2 separate regions of the Mus musculus genome follow, and region 2 is linked to region 1. A link is a loop called in an ENCODE intact Hi-C map of the cell type or tissue named here. Cell type or tissue: left cerebral cortex. All regions are shown on one strand. Region 1 overlaps Wwox (WW domain-containing oxidoreductase). Region 2 overlaps Wwox (WW domain-containing oxidoreductase).

Region 1 (4,000 bases):
AAGATGTGCCTCATTAACTCCATGGGTACCTCCCTTCTTCTTCTTCCGCCCTACCCTTCTCCATCCCTTTCTTTCTCTCTCCTTCCCTTCCATTCCCTTCCCTTCCCTTCCCTTCCCTTCCCTTCCCTTCCCTTCCCTTCCCTTCCCTTCCCTTCCCTTCCCTTCCCTTCCCTTCCCTTCTATTCTCTCTCCCTCCCTCTGTCTCATCCTTCCTTTCCCAGGCTGGCCTCAAACTCCTCATCCTCCTGTTTCTACTTCCCAAGTGCTTGGATCACAGGTACATGCCACCACAGCTAGCTGATGTCACCTTGAGGATCAAGTCCAGGGTCCCCTGCATGCTAGATGAGCATTCTACAAGTCCTGGGCCACATCTCCAGGTGTTTCTTAATCCATCAAGGCAGATATTAGAAAATAACCGCCAGACACGGCTTCCCATTGAATGTGTTTTAGTTAGTGGAGGATGGGTCTCGACTTGCGGTAGGATCCTGTTAGGAGTGAGGGACCAACCTCGTGAGTGGATGCAAGCCTGACAGTGTCCTCATTTCTGACACCAAAGGCACATTGGGAGGTGACCCTCCAACTAACCTCATGCCTAATAATTTGCTAGAAAGACTAATAAGGTTAACTGGAAACTGCAAAATGATTGATCCTAGTTTACTGCAGGGCAAGAAGGGCACAGATCACAGTGACCAAGAGAAAGAGACACGGAAGGCGGAATCCAAGAGTAGCAGATGGTCAGTTTCCACCATCCCTTTCCACGAAGCGTGGACAAACTGTCTTCCTTGTATTGGTATGTGGCTGCACTCTGGAGTGTGGCCACTCGTGAAAGGTCACCAAAACCCAAGGTCCAGCGTCCTCGTCACCTGAATCCTCATCACTGAGGCATGGTTGCTTGGCTGACGAATGATTGGCTAGTTGATCCAGGGTTAACCTGAGCCTCCAGGACAGGTGATACCACATGATAAAACGTTCTTACCCTAAACCTAATTTTTTGGTATTTCTGCAATGGCCTGTCTCACCCTAAGACCTTAGGGATGAATTGCTACCACCACCACCACCACCACCACCACCACCATCACCAAGAAAGCTTAAAACCAGGTCATTCCTTAGGGTTTCCTAAATGTTATCATCAGTTTATGTGCACCTTTAATAGGACATATATATTTAAATATATACATTTAAATCTCTGCCTCTGTCTCTCCTTCTCCCATGTGTGTGTGTTTGTGTGTGTGTGTGTGTGTGTGTGTGTGTGTGTGTGTGTGTGTCGGGACAGCACATGCATGCCAGAGCCTGCACATAGAGATCAGATGACCTTGGGTATCAGTCATCACTCTTTACTTTGGGAAAGAGTGGCTTGTTTTTCATGGCATATTGGGATCCTCCCAGCTCTGTCACCCAGCTCACAGCAACAGAGCCAGGATTAGAGACGCGCCCCACCGCATCCAGCTTTCACCCCCAGTTTAAGATCCAACCTGAGGTCCTCACTCTTAGGCTTCCCACTGGTGCAGCTTGTCAGGTCAGAGCATCTCTTTTAAGACCGCTGTATCACAGGATTTTGCAGCTGTCATGTGGACACAGGTCTTAATATATATACAAAGCATCTCTGGTGGCCATGACATCCCCTGGGCTCTCAGTGTTCGTTGTATAAAAGTAAGAACAGCGTTCAACCTCTGTAAGATGTGCCCTGTCCACCAAGGCCATTTTAGGCCCCACCATCAAGGCTTATCCCTGTTGCCACTAGGTGGCAGCAACCAGGATTGGGAAAACAACCCCTCAACTGTTCAGAAGGTAAAAGGGGGGCCTGAAGGGCAGGTACCTTTTCTCCACAGGGGCTAAGGCTAAGATACCCAGCACTATGTGTCTGCATGGCAGGTGCCTGTCACAGGTTGTTGCGCAACTAGTTTTGGCTATTGCAAGACTTGACAGAGGCAGCCCCGGGTTGCTGGAAAGAGACAGGCTCTGTCCACCGGAGTGCCAATTCTTACATTGTCTCCAGCTAGTTGAGGGAGCATGAAGATGTCACATTGATCCACACCAAAGCCCGTCTTTCCCTCCTCCATGAAATGAGCCTTGTTTCAGCGAAGGAGTCTGGTGTTGTTTAACTTTGAGCAGGATTTTCAGTGCTCTAGAGATAGTTATGATGATGTAGAGATCAATGACTAGGGTTTGAGCTCTGACACCAGCCTCCAGGAGAGCAGCTCTGGGTCCCATGTGTCTGTGTGGCCTTGGCCAAGTCATTAATTTACCATAGTATTTTTCTTCTATTGCATGTGAATAAGGAGTAATTACCCCAAGGACACACGGGTAACTCCCAGCATTATCCGTGATAGAACATGCCAGGGCCCAGCAGTTGTATTGGCCACATAACAGACTGTCAGTAAATATTATTCAGTTGTTACAGCATGTGTCTGTCTCCAGGGCTCTTTGTCGATTCTCTGGGTGAGAGATTCAGTCTTATCTCCACACTGCCCAAGCACAGAGAGGCCTCAGCCTGGCCTGTAGGTGTTCAATACCTGTGTATCAAATAGAAAAAGTAGATAGATTTGGATCCCTGGGGTCTAGTAAATCCCAGCACCATGGACCACATTGGTTGATCTCCTATTCACCGTGTTTTCCTTTAAATCCAAGTCAGAGGGAAGGGTGGTCATTAAAGCACGCTTATCAGACCCAAATGAGCACTCTTTGCCACACTTCCTTGGTGCCAGGCTTGTATCTTTTGTCCCTGTCTTGTCTCACTGCCTCTCCTGTGGTACCAGGACGGTGTCTCTTCGAATAGGCATCTTTCTTTAGTAGGCAGATTAAGTGGGGGTTTCTCTCACTACTTGTTTTTCTTTCTTGCTCTGATGTTGTAATGAATGGAATCTTCTGCTCCTGTCCCTCACACATCCTCAGCTGCCCCCCAGTGCTAAGATTAAGTTGCTAGGATGTGCGTTTCAAATTAAACCAAAGGTCTTGTGTGCATTTCGATCTTGCTAAAATTCATAAAGAAAAACAAACAGAAGAAACTGCAGTCCCAGATCTGGATACTATGTTCTCCCGGCCTCCAAAAGCCCTTTCTTTGTCCCTGTGTATTTATGCATTTTTCATATTTGAGTTTCATTAACCCCTCGAATGTAAAAGCAAAGTGTTTGGGGCTTTGCTCTCCCTATTCTTTTTCTTGACCTGAAGACTGATCTTTTTAGATATTGGATGCTTTAGAAAGAGGACTGTTGCAACAGTTATTAATACACTTCCTAGATGGGTGGCTTGAAAGAAAGCCTGAGAGGAAGAGGTTTTGACTTCCTGGGAGAAATAAATGACGGAACAGGCAAAATAGAAGCGCTTGGTAAACCCGGGTCCGTTTCATCGCCAGTTTTATGGGCAACGCTTCTGTGTTGCCATAATGTCGGGGATAAAACACACTTTAAGCCATCATGCAAAACTCAGACTTAGAAAATGAAAAGATATGAATTTGAACCCGAGTTTTCCTGTCAAGAGAATTACGGTGTATTTCAGCCCACTGCTTCGCTTGAGTTAAATTTACTATTATTTTCCCTAACAATAATAACAACAGTGCAAAGTCCTCCTTTAAGTCAAGATGCTTGTTATAAACCCCATATGCTTATAAATGCACGCCTGGTTGTATATATGAACCGTACATTCTCATAGAGTGACATTAGATTTTTAAGGAATTTCCTTTTGGCTTTCAAATCATTGCACAGAATATCGGAGTAGGCACCGTGTCAAAATAATCAAAACGTATTTAACACTCTCTCGAAAAATCCATTTAAAAATAAGAACAAGGTCCAAGGATGATTTTCAGACCATAAATTGAAGTGTAAATATTCAAATTATTTTCATAAACTATTCAGTTCTGTTGGGCTTTTATGCTATCATACAGTGATTTTTTTGTATTTAAGTTTTCCAGCACTTCTCTTTTTTAAGAGCCTCAAGTGTCCCATAAAAAGCAAACACTTGAATTTTCAGTTTCTAGGTACTGCATATTTTTCCTTCTGCTTGC
Region 2 (4,000 bases), 240 kb after region 1:
TACTCTGAACTCCACTGCCTGGGTTCAAACCCCACTTACTCAGGTGACTCTGGGACAATTCCTTAAATAGGAGGGACTTGCTCCCTCCTCCTTATGGTGATTAGTAACAGTGTTCACCATATAGCTTCATTCATTTGTTTTGTTTTTGCTTGGGTCCTGGGAAGGAGTTTTAGACATGGTTTCATGTAGCAGCCGGTCTAAAAACTCTCTATATCTCCAAGGGTAACCAAATCTTCTCTTTCCGAATATCATGGCATTTCCACGAAAGCTAATCAAACTTCCTCCAGTGATCCAAAGATGTAATTGCCATCAATCACATTCTAGCATCTCTGCTGGTCAGCTTTTCCTGACAACTTGACAGGACCTAGATTCACCTGGGAAGAGGGCCTCAATGAGAGATTATCTAGAGCAGGCTGGCCTCTGGGCTTATGTGTCAGGGGTTGTCTTGATTGTTCACTGATGGAGGAAGAATCAGCCCACTGTGAGCGGCACCATTCCCTAGGCAGGTGGTCCTGAACTGCTTAGGAGGAAAGCTAGCTGAGCATATAATTAGCAAGCCAGTTGACAGCATGGGTGCAGTCACCTTTGCTCTTGACTGTGAATGTGCTGAGTGAGACCAGCTGTCACAAGCTCCTGCCTCAGTGACGTTCACTAAGTAATGGTCTGTGGCCTGGAACTGTAAACTGAATGAACCATTTCCCTTTCCTAAATTGCTCTTATGCAGGGTGTTTTCTCACAGCATCAGAAGTGGGGCTAGAGCAGTGCTCCAAACATTGATCCCACAAGCATTTATTGAATACTTGTAGGCACTAAATTCTTCTCTAGTCCCCAAAGACTTTTCCTTTCTTTTATATTACAAAACATACAAACCGAAACAACAACAAGCTCTACAAATGAGTCTGCCTCAGGGTGATCGCTCTCTCTGTGTGGGATGTAGGCTTCAGACATAATGAAGTTTACATTACACTTTATCTCTGGGTGCAGTGATGGTCTTCAGGCAACAGTCCTCTCACTTCTTGTGTGGCTCTCCATTCTCCTCCACGGATGACCCATGATTGACAGTGGTAAAGTGCAGTCCTTCTTTCCTGTATCCTCTTCCTAGCATGTACCACAGATGCACACAGAGAAGGGGGAAAGGGAGGAAGGGGAGGAGGAGGAATAGGGAGAGGGAGAGGGAGAGAGAGCGAGCTGGAGACAGGAGAATGGATGAAGGTACGTAAAGCAGAGCTGGGCGAAGAGTCCCCTCCTGTCCTCCATGCAGGAGAGGAAAGGTCTGGGAGGCAGGTGCTGGGTGAGTCCTCCTCTGTGGTTTCATACACAGCTCAGAAGTTATGACTGCTGCTGCTAAGCGATATGCCCTCTTTTTTTTTTTTTTTTTTTTTGGCAATCACATGACTTCTTTTAGTTTCTGGATTTCTTTTCAAGATTTCCTAAAATCCCTTTCCTGGAGGGTATTTGCATGGTTACGGGGCACAGCGTGCATTGTCAGAGAAATTACAAATTGCTAATTGAAGCGCCTCTGAGAATCATTTTCCTTTTGTTTTGCTTAATTTTCCACACTTAGGAGATCAAACTTTCAGTTAAATGTTTATACAGCAATTCAGCCCTTGCAAGCCATCTGTTGCCGAGCGGGATCTCTAGGATGCACAGTCTCGTGTGCTGGGTTGAGCCTTTCAAATCTCTTTGCACGGAGGCAGAATGTTTAACCCATGCCAGCAGATCACCACTTTTATTTCCAAATCCCCTGCCAAACTCTCATCGATCTCCATGGGTCGCGGATGGAGAGCATTGTGGGTTGTCCTCTATCAGTGGCTCAGAGCGCTCACCTCTCTCGCTTCTCCATTTCTATCATGGAGAAGGCACTGAGGGGTGCAGGCAGCATCCTTAGCATCAGTGCCCACGCTGCTCATGAAGAGCTGAGCTAACACGCACCGGAGGGAAAATATTGCTTCTCACAAATGCTCAATAATTATAGTCTTTGTTGCATTCAGATCCATATTGTGACACATAGTGGAACATCTTCAAAGTCTGTGTGGAAAAGTTAACAGATACTTGCTGGTGACAGTGAAAAAAAAGTTACTATATGGAGAAGAAAACTGCATAAACAGAGAGACATTGGTGGCAGCTGGGCTCAAGGCTCTGTCTTTGTGTGTGTGTGCGCGCGCGTGTGTGTGTGTGCACATGTGCACACAGCTATGTGTATAAGGGCAGGTACACACGTGCCCCAGAGTGGGTGTGGAGGTCAGAGGATAAGCTCTGTTGTGAGTCGTCATTTTCTACCTTGCTGTGACGTGGGCTCCTGATGCTGTTTTCCCACCATGTAGCGAGCATGAGAGCTCCTGGGAATGCTTCTGTCTCAGATACCCACCCAGTCTTAAGAGGGTTGAAGTTACAGATGCTCACATTATTGAGGCTGGCTTTTCCTTGATTTATTTTGGGATTTGAACCTGGGTTGCAAGTGCTTTTCCCCAGCTCCTTGGGGGAAATTTCTAGCCAGCGTGGTATGTTGGCTTCGAGAAGACCTGGGTGAACAGACTGCATAGCATATTTCTCAAAGAATATTTATTCGGAGCAGTTCCTCTTCCAATCAAAGGGGCCCGGGATTCTCTTTTTCTGAGAGCTGTCGACCAGTGGACACAAAGAGCAGGAGAGAGTGAGTCTTCCATCCTATCTCCCTGATTTGCTTGTTTGCATTGAAGTCTTCGGAGCATAAAATCGTTGCCTCCTTCCCACAAAGGTTAGGGCAGTTGTTCTCCATCTTGAAATTGAGCTAAGCAAGGTGTCTGTTTTGTTGTTGTTGTTGTTGTTTTGTTTTGTTTTGTTTCCTTTTGGTGATTTAACTCCTTATACATTCAGGGACAGAGGGTATCAAATGTTTGAGTCCCTGTGTTTAAACACTTGGTACTAAACTGTTTGAGAAAGTTACAGAAGCTGCAGAATATAGAGCCTAGATGGCTGCCTGAGGTGGGTCACTGTGGGTGAGCCTGTGAAGGTATAGTCCAGCCGTGGCTCCAGTTTAAGCTCTTTAGCCATGATGGACGTGAAATACAGTAGCCACCTACGCCCACAGGCAGAGCCACTGCAGCTGTCTTGCCTTGCACATCACGATGGACCATACCCTCCAAAACAGTGAGCCCAGATATATCTTAAGCTGCTTCTGTCCAAGCTCTGTCTCAACGATGAGAAAGGTATCTGATTCAAGGGAGATGAAGATGTCCATCTACCTGGGAGCATCAAACGAGTCCCTGTTTTATCTTCCATGGAAATGTCTTCATAGCAAATTGTTTTTGGATTAAAAAAAAAAAACTAAGAATAACTGTCATAGAGTCATTAAGCATAGATTTCTGCCTGACGTTTGGATGTGAAGTTTAAAGACTTCACACAGGACTTATTGATGTCTCTGGATGCTCAGCACACCGGGAACTTCCTTCTGCAGACAGCCTTAGGAAGCTTCACTGTGTGGGCTCAGAGATCCAGCTAAGTAAGCAAAGGACTTGCCAAAGGCCTGGGTTTAGTCCCCAGCACGGCATAAACCACACATGGTGGCACAGGCACTTGGAAAGTGGGGTAGAAGGATCAGAAGCTCAAGGTCATAGTAAGTTTGTGGGCATCGGGGATGCATGAGATGGCTTTGAAAAGGAATTCTTAGTGCTAGGAGTGTAACTTAGAGGTAGCATTCTTGCCTAATATATATACGCAAAGCTCTAGGTTCAGATCCCATTGCAGCAACAGCAGCAGCAGCAATAACAACAACAAAATATTATGATATTTTCAACTTGGATGAAACTGGAATAAAGATTCAATAAAACATCAAGTCTGTTTTGTCAAGGAAGGGAAGTCGTTTAGAAGATACACTCTGATAATTAATTTGTTGAGTTTTATAGAGCAATGGTCTGTGAACTGCAGTCCATGGGCCAAATCATGTTGCCTGGCTAGGCTTGTGTTGGGAGTTTTATTAGAACACGGCTGTAGCTACTCTGGCACTACAGCAAATGGGTTT

Evidence for each region. A loop is a pair of places that touch in the nucleus more often than their neighbours do. Peaks named below come from ENCODE experiments on the same cell type or tissue, not always from the same donor. Only the 100,000 strongest peaks of a DNase experiment are listed, where the experiment ranks them.
Region 2: a loop joins it to region 1, with 1.9 times the contacts of the local background. A loop is called at or near these places in 2 of 42 quality-filtered maps.

What each region holds. Positions count from the first base shown.
Region 1 is chr8:115,093,999-115,097,998 of GRCm38, forward strand. All of the region lies in intron 8 of Wwox (WW domain-containing oxidoreductase), which reads left to right. Among named protein-coding and RNA genes, the nearest start is that of Gm39257, 130 kb to the left of the region's middle. In left cerebral cortex, a CTCF peak has its summit at 1,732 (motif pointing right); a DNase peak (open chromatin) is centred at 1,776.
Region 2 is chr8:115,329,238-115,333,237 of GRCm38, forward strand. All of the region lies in intron 8 of Wwox (WW domain-containing oxidoreductase), which reads left to right. Among named protein-coding and RNA genes, the nearest start is that of Gm39256, 310 kb to the right of the region's middle. In left cerebral cortex, no CTCF peak of the experiment used is centred here; a DNase peak (open chromatin) is centred at 1,707.